Linked DNA regions of Mus musculus: region 2 is linked to region 1. The links are chromatin contacts, found by POLR2A ChIA-PET in ENCODE. All regions are on one chromosome and are shown on one strand. Each heading gives the region's core, a stretch centred on a gene start or an enhancer-like site at or near the end of the contact. The rest is flanking DNA. Distances are from core to core; before and after follow the strand shown. Region 1 holds the start of Thra (thyroid hormone receptor alpha). Region 2 holds the start of Casc3 (cancer susceptibility candidate 3).

Evidence for each region. ChIA-PET counts read pairs that join two places held with the same protein, here RNA polymerase II (POLR2A).
Region 2: POLR2A ChIA-PET joins it to region 1 with 19 read pairs in embryonic stem cell. The contact joins the promoter of Casc3 here to the promoter of Thra in region 1. POLR2A ChIA-PET finds 5 or more read pairs at or near these places in 4 of 5 experiments (Patski and embryonic stem cell).

The regions. Positions count from the first base shown.
Region 1 is chr11:98,738,995-98,743,708 of GRCm38, forward strand. It overlaps Thra (thyroid hormone receptor alpha), which reads left to right and starts at 2,791. Exons shown (of 10, transcript NM_001313983.1): 1 at 2,791-3,012.
Region 2 is chr11:98,807,025-98,811,425 of GRCm38, forward strand. Casc3 (cancer susceptibility candidate 3) reads left to right here and starts at 2,784. Exons shown (of 14, transcript NM_138660.2): 1 at 2,784-3,067; 2 at 3,435-3,462; 3 at 3,874-3,911. The coding sequence starts at 2,840. Gm12359 (predicted gene 12359) reads right to left here and starts at 3,065. Exons shown (of 3, transcript NR_033551.1): 1 at 2,652-3,065. Msl1 (male specific lethal 1) reads left to right here. Exons shown (of 9, transcript NM_028722.3): 9 at 1-835.

The DNA of each region.
Region 1 (4,714 bases), core at 1,541-4,040:
TGTGTGTGGGGAGAGTACATGGCAAGGGAGATAAACTGAATTTGAGAAGCACTAGAACCTTCAGGAAACAAGTGGGCAGGAGGAGCAGGTGCTAAGAGGGATGCCGCAACACCAGGTCAGGGGCTATACGCCCAGATCTGAACTGGATCCTAGCATCTGGCGAGATGGCAGCTCTGCAGGCAGCATGCCCTTCCCTTTGCCCTTGTCCGGGTCTGTTATCAGCCCATATTGGGAACGGGGGGGGGGGGGGGAGAAGGGATGGAGATGGTGAACCTTTGTCTTTTAAACGTTCAGTGTGCCCCGCTCTGTCCCCGGCAGGGACTGGTTGAAGGTGGCCTTGTAAGTGCTTCATTCGCTTCGCTAGACCTGTCCTGGAATTTAAGGAAGAGCCCTTAGTCTTTAGAGCCTTACCTCAGCACAGATGTGGAGAATGACTGAATGGACTAAGTCTGGTGGAGCATGACTTTAAATGCCAGAACTCAGCACTCAGAGGCAGAGGCAGGAGGATTACGAGTTCTATACTGACAGTTAGGGATCCATAGTAAATTAGAAACAAAACCCTGTTTTAAAAACAGACAAGCTGGGCGTGGTGGCGCATGCCTTTACGCCTTTAATCCCAGCAGTGGGGAGGCAGAGGCAGGCGGATTTCTGAGTTCGAGGCCAGCCTGGTCTACAAAATGAGTTCCAGGACAGCCAGGGCTATACAGAGAAACCTTGTCTCGGAAAACCAAAAAAAAAAAAAAAAAAAAAAAAAACAGACAGAAGACAGACAGCAAACAAACAAAGCAACAAGTAAAATGAAACAAACAAAACAACCCTCCAGACTGTGAAGAGAGACGAGAGTATCAGAGACGAGTACCACCTTGGTGCCCTGGGTTTTCTCAGTCCTTGTCCTGGTCTAGATTATTGCTGAAATCTGAGTCCCCAGCCTCTGAGTCCTGCCTCAGTGAGGCAGAATATAATTGTATTTCTCATTCCCTGGGATTATCCCTCAGCTCCTCTGGTACCCCAATCCCAAGAGCCTACTTCCATGTGAGCATGGACCCTGAGTCTGTACACGGCCTTGTTCCCCAGGGTTTCAACCAGATTTGGTTATTGTAGAGGTGGCTTCGATTGGCAGCCAGCCACCCTGGTGCCTCAGTGCACTGAGAGCACACTGCAGCCTTCTCTACACTACAGCTGTTGCATGTCCGCTGGGAGCCGGGACTGAGCTGGTTCATTTACTGTTTGCTGACTCTGCACACTGGAGCCTCAATTTCCCCACTGCAGCTGCCGCTGTACAGTGCAGGCTTCTTTCAACCATTGTGTGTGTCCTTCAGTCCCCCTTGCCATCCCCAGTAACCGTAGGCTTCCACTTCGTTCCTCCCTCATCCAGCTTCCTGTCCCTTCCCTATCGGGAGCCCCACGAGAGGCATTCTCCCTTCTCCTCATCCCTTGTAAACCCTTAAAACCCCTTGTAAGAGAAGTGAGTCCATTGGCTCAGGATGTAGGTGGCTGGAACTAAGATGTGCAAGGGCAGCCCAACTTGGAGAGACTGTTGGTCAGCAACCCACTCAGCAAACGATTCTATCCAGTATGAACTGAACGGTTAGAAGAGCAGCTCCCCAGACACACTCTCTGGCTCCTCCCCAAGAGCAGGCTGTGGAGGCAGGGCTCCGCCCTGGGAGCCGTGGGAAGGCTATGGCCCCCGCTGGTAAAACTGGGCTAATGATAGCGGGGGAACCGGCGGGGCCAGAGGGGGGTGCTAGGGTAATTAGACCTCTGCCTGGCGGTAGTAGATCCCAAGATGAAAGGGGCTCTGGCGTCACTGGCAGGGTTTTATGTCCACGAATGCAGGTGTGTGTGTGTATGTGTGTGTGTGTGTGTGTGTTGTGTGTTTTGTGTGTGTGGTTGGCGCACGTGCGCGCGCGTGCGCGCGCAAGGGTCCGGAACTGGCATGGAGACCTCTCCTTTGAGAAAAGGAGTCCACCTATTTGCAGCCACTCTGTTGCTTAGATTGGCCCTTGAACCATTTGGATTTTGATGGTATACACAGGAGAGGAAATATCACCTCTGAGAAGCTGGGAGATAAGGGGCTGTAGCGAGTCTTGTCCACCCCCATTCCCCAAGCTTAGTATAGGAGTATATTGTTGGGGAATGGCTGGTGGGCAGTGACTAGAAAGAGCTTCCATGGAGAACAGAGACGTTTGCAAGAGGAGACAGTGGATTCAGCATTAATGTTAGAAACGAGAGAGGAGGCACAATGTGGAACGAGCCTCCAAAACGGCTAGAAATAGGATGGTTGAAGTTAGGAGGATTTCAGAAGTAACCTGTCCAACCTTTGGATTTTGTGCTCTTACCCTGGATGCTGTAATGTGTTCAAGGTCACACAGGGAGTTGTTCGCAAAGAAGGGACCCGAACTCTGAAACTACCCTTAGCGTTTGGTATCTGGACTTCCTCCCGGATTTATAAGGTGCAGTGATCTCCTCGGTCCTTCTCCCCCTACCCCAGGGTGCAAACCAGAACCCCCCTCCCCCAATTCTCCTCGCAAATGAAAGCTATTTTATTTGAAAATGACATCTTTCTCAAAACGTGTCACCGACCGTCGCTCCTGGATGGAGCCGTAGGGGGGGCGGGGGTGAGGTGGGCGAGTCTGAGCCTGGTAGGGGCCAAGGCGGTAGAGGGGCTGCGGGGCGGCCGGCCAGGAGCTGGGGAGCGGCGGGGGGCGAGGGGCGGGGACCGGCGACTGCGAGGCGGCCTGCAGGGAGCAGCCGCGAGCCGGCCGGGCGCGCGGAGCTGGAGCCCCAGCCGGAGCGGGGCGGGGGAGGGAGGAGCCAGAGCGGCCGCCGCCTCTGCCGGAGGAGCCGCGGGGCCGCCACACTCGCCCCCCGCCCCCCCGCGCTCACTCGCACTCACACCCCGGCGCTGGAGGCGGGCGGCCCGGGCCCCACCGGCCCCCCATGGACGCCCCCGGCACGGGGCGCTGAGACCCCCGCGTCGTTGCTCAGCTCGGACCAGCGCGCCAAGCCGAGGTAAGGAGGAGGGAGCAAGGGGGCATTAATATGCAAATGCATCGCGATTGATTATGCAAAGCCGCGGGTCTCTGGCCAGCTTGGAGGCGGGCTGGGGGCGCCCAGGGGGTTCCCGCCGCCGACCTCAGTCTTTTCCGGCGCCCGGGTGACCCTGTCACAGCCCGAGAGCTAGCCACTTACGCCCTGGGGAAAGAAGGTGCTGTTAAGTGGTCGGTGGGCCCCGGGGTTCGCCCAGGGAGATGGCGTCTGGGCCTCCCCTTCGAGGGCCCGCCCCGGCCTCTGTCCGGCCGGTCTGCTGCGCATTCCCGGGTTGGGCCCCGCTGCCTGCCGAGGCTCCCCCGCCCGCCCCGCCGCGGTTTGTTTACGGTGTGCCAGAAGCTTGTCGTGTCCCCCCACCCCCCCAGCCAAAGAGACCGAATGGCCTTTGCAAAGCTGTCTCTAGCTAGGAAGGGCAATGTGGGTGCGGCAGGGTGGAGGGGCTTGCATGGGCTGGAGGAGAGAGAAGCCCCCCTCCCCTCCCCACCTCTCCAGTTGAGCATGGCTTTCTGGTTGCAACACTCCTAATTGCAAAAACGCGGCGGGTGGGGTGGGGTGGGGGGAGTGTGAGCTTGTAGTAGTGGGGGTGTACTTGATGGTCCCTAGATGATTAGGAGAATTGTTGGCCTGTGGTTGGGGAAGAGAGGAAGAAATGGACCCGTGTTCTGTGTGTGTGTGTGTGTGTGTGTGTGTGTGTGTGTGTGTGTCCGCGCGCGCGCGCGTGCATGCTCCCCGTTTCCCTCCCTTGCAACGTGTCTCTGGTGCCCCTTTTCTATCTTGGGCCCTCCCTTGTCCAGTGTGAAAAGAAGGCCTGGGAAGATGTCAGAGGCAATGAAGAGAGCCACCCATTTTAGGGACTGGAGGGGGGAGCACACAGAAGGAAAGCCAGGGAGACGGGAGGCCTGCCCCTGAATGCTGGCTCTGGACCCAGGAGGGGGAGGGGATGAAGGGGGCCATTGTCCAAGATGAAGGGGGAGGCAAAGGTGACATGCAGACAACAGATATGCCTACACAGACAGCTACATGCTCACTCGGGGACATCCAGGCAGATTCAAGGACAGGAGCTGCTGGACACACCCACATGGGGACAAGGGAAGAGGCAGGCCTCCACTGCAGAGTGGAGCTCAAAGGGTGGGACACACCCACGGGAGACCAAGAGCAGGGCGGAGAGACGGCCTATGCACATACCCACGCATAGGATCACAGGGAGATGCTGTCACACAGGGGTAAGAAGGAGTCATTGTCACCCACACCGAGAAAGTCACTATCGAATGCATGCATGCACACATGCACACACACAGCAATTGGACACAGTCGCACAATCATAAAAGACCCTGTCATTCAGAAACACACACATGTTCACATGTGTCCAGTCATGTAGCCGTCATTGCTTGCCATGACGATCACTGTCACTCAAGCAAACAAACAAACAACCGAAGCTACACATCAATACATGTGTACAGAACTTAGCAACAAGTATTTTCCTGGATTTGGCTGGGGAGCTGAGTGAGGTTCTATAGACAATAAAATCTCTGCTACCGAGAAAATCAAATTTATCTGTATTAAAAGACCCTTCTGCATAATGGCGCAAAGCATGCAGTCCTGATAATAGAGTCTCATTACTGTCACTTGCTATACCACCCCGTTACTAGATGGCAAGCTCCTT
Region 2 (4,401 bases), core at 1,534-4,033, 68 kb after region 1:
AACCACCTCAGCGAGGATGTAGAGAGAAAGGGGACTTCTCCGCTAGGGGCTCTCATCTCACACCTTAGGGATGGGGATATAGCTAGAAAGATTGGGCCAGATTGTTGTTGTTGTTGTTGTTGTTGTTGTTTTAATGAGGCCAACTGTTTAGTGCTCCTACTCTGACCTGTGTTGTTTCTTTATAACATGCTCCTCAAAAATAATAACCTCAATCAGTTGTCTCTTTACTTCGTTTCTTGATCCCTCTCAGTTTCTTCTTGACAACGAGATTTGTCAGATTCCTAATTTGGGTATGGGTTAACAGATTTAACCACCAGGTTTCTGCCCTACACAGAGGAGTCCTCAGATCCTGTTTTTGCTAGACTGAGAGGAATCCATGAGGTGCTATCTGGCAGGACTGAAGTGGATTCTATTGCTTTGGTTCTCCTTTCCCTGAGGACCTACTATTTGGTTATGTCCTCTCCTAGATGTCCTTTGGTTTGGGGATGCTGAGGAGGCTGGGGTGAGAGCACAGTGAGGAGCGTGGGGAGTCACCTGCTTCCCCTCCGTGGGGTACAACACTGTGAGATTCAGTCTTCAGCAGAAAGAGAGGCCCTGCACTTCTCTGAAAACATAGTTCCTTATTCTTTCTTTAACAAAGTTTAAGCTAGTGTTAATAAATTAAAAGAGAAATTGCTTGTCTCTCCACCTCAGCTTTATTTTATGCCCGTTTCATATCGTTGTCTGTGCTGTAATTCATACTTTTGATACCATTTCTGATGTGTAAAGTCGGCTGTCTTGTAAATATCTTATAAAGAGTTCAATTGTAAATAAACTATTGTGGCCGTTAACTTTTGAACTTTTGCCTCATTTTATTAGATTTGTTGGGAAACATTATATCTGCTTGTATATATGAAAGAATGGGAAAGAATCTTCATATTAACCCAAGTGAAATAGAGAAATACATCACCGCCCTTCTAATCAGGGGCTCATCCATTGTGTCAGACTCTAGCGTGTGTCTGTATGTTCCTTTGTCCTGAGCCCTTCCTTACACATAAATGGCAAATTACAAAGCTTGTAGGCAAGACTTTATAGGTCACCTACTCAGTGTTTGATACATGATTTTCCCTGGATATCAGTCCAGATAAATGAAGTCCAGATCCGCTTGACCACAGTGTCTTCCTACACACATCTTCTGTATGCTTGAAAACCCTCATTGTAACTTGAAAGCACTGGCTCTTGTTTTGTGACTACAATGATATAGAAAGATCAATCTCTTAGCTCCTTACTTCTCTAATAAGACTCATGTGGGACCCCAGACCATCTGTCTATTCATGCTAAACATTGACCGTTTCTCACAACTGTTTCTCAGGAGGACTGCTATCCCAAGCACCCACACAGCCAGGAGAGCCCCAGGTTCAAGATCAGCCTAGCTTCCATGAGACCCTGTCTCAAAAAACAAAAGAAAGTAGGATCCAGAGCAGGATTACAGGTATTGTCCCCTCATAGCCTGCATCTGGGGAGGCTGAAGCTGGTGGGTCCCGAGTGATGAAAAGGCTAGCTTGAGGTCATAGATTTTCTTAAAAAAAAAAAAAAAAAAGAAAAAAGAAAAAAAACATCCCAAGCTGGATTCCGACCAAACAACTAAAGGACAAAGTGGCATGCTATCCTTGTCCTTATTTAGACACTCAACTTGGCAGTCTTGCTGCACCATTTTAGATTGTGATGGATAAGATTCTTATGCCTTTCACACTTATTAAATCATGCATCCTCCATTTTGAGTTCAGGCAGTTGTTTCTGGAGCTGAACTCCATGATACATTTGGCCACCTGTCACCAGTTGAATCAGTCCCTGCAGACAGTCATGATTCCTTGGAGTCTCATACTGTTTATAGATCTGGTAAGCAGTGGGGACCTTTAGCTATTTATGAAAACAGCTCAGAGTCCTCTTAACTCATCTATTTGATGTATATTAACAATATGCAGTAATAAATTAGCTTACAAACTATATGTTGCTGCAAGGTAGTTGTGCTGAGTTTTCTTTCACTGCTGATAAATGCATACCCAAAGCATTCTCTGTAGAGTAACAATGCACCAGGATTTGAAACTAATACCTCGAGACATTGAAGGGGCAGAGAGGGTCCAAAACTAGCCTCTTAACTAGTCAAGGGTGATCCAGCTCTGATGTTTTAAAAGCATAGTAAGACTAGTGTCCTTCCAACCTTCAGTTCTCAAAATGAGATAACTAGGTTAGGAAGACACATGGAGAAAGGAGATTTTGAATACACCCAGGAAACACCGCAATACTAAGTTCTGTCCCCACTGCAGTTTCTCCTTTCCCCTAAATTTAGACTGAGGTGAAGAGCTGGCAACTGACGCAGGACTAAAGGCTTTTTCACCTGGACTCGTGATTTTTAACCATGCGAAGGAATACAGTAAAATGTTCTGTATAGAATTCAGGGGAAAGCGAGCAATGGAAAACGAAAATCATGCAATTGCTCCAACGTCGCACTGGAGCTAGAAGAGCTCGAAACCCTCCCCAAGGAAAGTCCAAGATGGCCGAGCTAAGAACCCGAAGAGGATGCAATAGCCCCGCTCCCAGGCGCCCTCCGCCCGCCGGGGCTAGGGGTGTGGGGGTGTGGGGAAATAAAGCGCTAGGCCACGCCTCCTTACATCACCGACAGACGTCATCTCGCTCTCCAGAAAACGTGCCGCAGGGTGCAGGCCCCGCCCCGCGGAAAGAAGGGCGGCCCTCCCTGGACGTGAAGCACGCTGGGACTCCGGAGTCTCGAGCTTCCCGGCAGCCTCCGCGGCGGGCGTGGTGCGTAAGGAGCTGACCAGCGGTGGCCGTTCTCCGTAAGATGGCGGACCGGCGGCGGCAGCGCGCTTCCCAGGACACGGAGGACGAGGAATCCGGGGCTTCGGGTTCCGACAGCGGCTCTCCGGCGCGGGGCGGCGGCAGCTGCAGCGGGAGCGTCGGAGGCGGCGGCAGTGGCTCGCTGCCTTCTCAGCGCGGCGGCCGCGGCGGGGGCCTTCACCTGCGGCGGGTGGAGAGCGGGGGCGCCAAGAGCGCCGAGGAGTCTGAGTGTGTGAGTGAGCGGCGGGCGGTCCAGGGCGGCGACCCGGCAGGGGGCGGGCTGGAGATGCTGTGAGATGCCGGGCCTCCTCTTAGAGGGAAAGAAAGGTTGTCCCGCTGCGAATCTGCATCCACCCAGAGCCCCGGGGAAGGAGGACTGGGTGGTTTCTGAGCTCAGGGCGTGCAATGTTTACACGGAAACTGGGGCTGGGATGTAGAGAACCGCCATTCTCGATGTGACTTCTGAAGATTTATCTTGCCCCATATTCCTACCCAACCATCTGTGTTGATTCTTCAGTCGTCCCTCACGGTTATCTGCGGGTGGGCTCCCCGCGTCTGGAAATCACCAACTCTAACCTGTGTGATCTTCTTCCTCCCAGGAGAGTGAAGATGGCATGGAAGGAGATGGTGAGTAATTTTACTTTATCTTGAATTCTTGTGGATGTAAATTAAGGCCATGTATATCTTACACTGGGTCTTTCTCGGTTTGTTAGGGGTTTTTGGAGAGCGTTCCCCGGGAGTGGCGTTTGTGTCATGGTGATGATGAGCATGCTTGTTTGGTTTGGTTCCTTTTTGGAAGGTGACAGATTGAGTGCACTGTGGTGACTTAGAATAACACCTGACAACAGCATAGTTTTTCGTCAGTGTGGTCCCAAAGTTCTCCATCTGTCAACAGAAACTATAATTTTATCTGCCCCAGAAAGTTGCTGCGTCCACAAATTAAGTGAGGATGTTTGCCTGGCCCAAAACGAACTGTCAGAAATGTAGTAACAAACGTTTATGTTATTACATATCACATAATTTGTCTTTTCCTTTCAGCTGTTCTTTCCGATTATGAAAGTGCAGAAGATTCAGAAGTGAGTGTGATAGATTCTTTTTCCTTATGGCGTAAGTCAGAAAATGTCTCTTTAAAAAAACCTCTAGCTGTGTGGTACAAAAATTCCCTGACTTGCTTCTCTTATACATTCTTCTCGTGTGCTTTTAAAAGTCTGTTAGAAGTCTGGTGATGGTGGCACATGTCTTTAATTCCAGCCTTGCCCGGTTAATGACTGCAACTTGAAGCCACACCTCTTGAAGGGACAGGTTACACTTAGTTGATTTATTCTCAGTAAAGAAAGTGAGTTTGTGAGTCAGAGAATACGATGCTGAAATCCTTTACAAGGTGTTGGACAGGGTCCTTTATATGTCTGGATTGAGAAGACAGCCACTTGACTGGCTCCTCATGCATGCATGATTTTGAAATCTTGGAAGGACAGAATTCTGAATAGTTTGTGCAAAAACGCATCCTTCGTGGTGGTGCATGCCTTGAATCCCAGCAATTGGGAGGCAGAGGCAGGCAGATTTCCG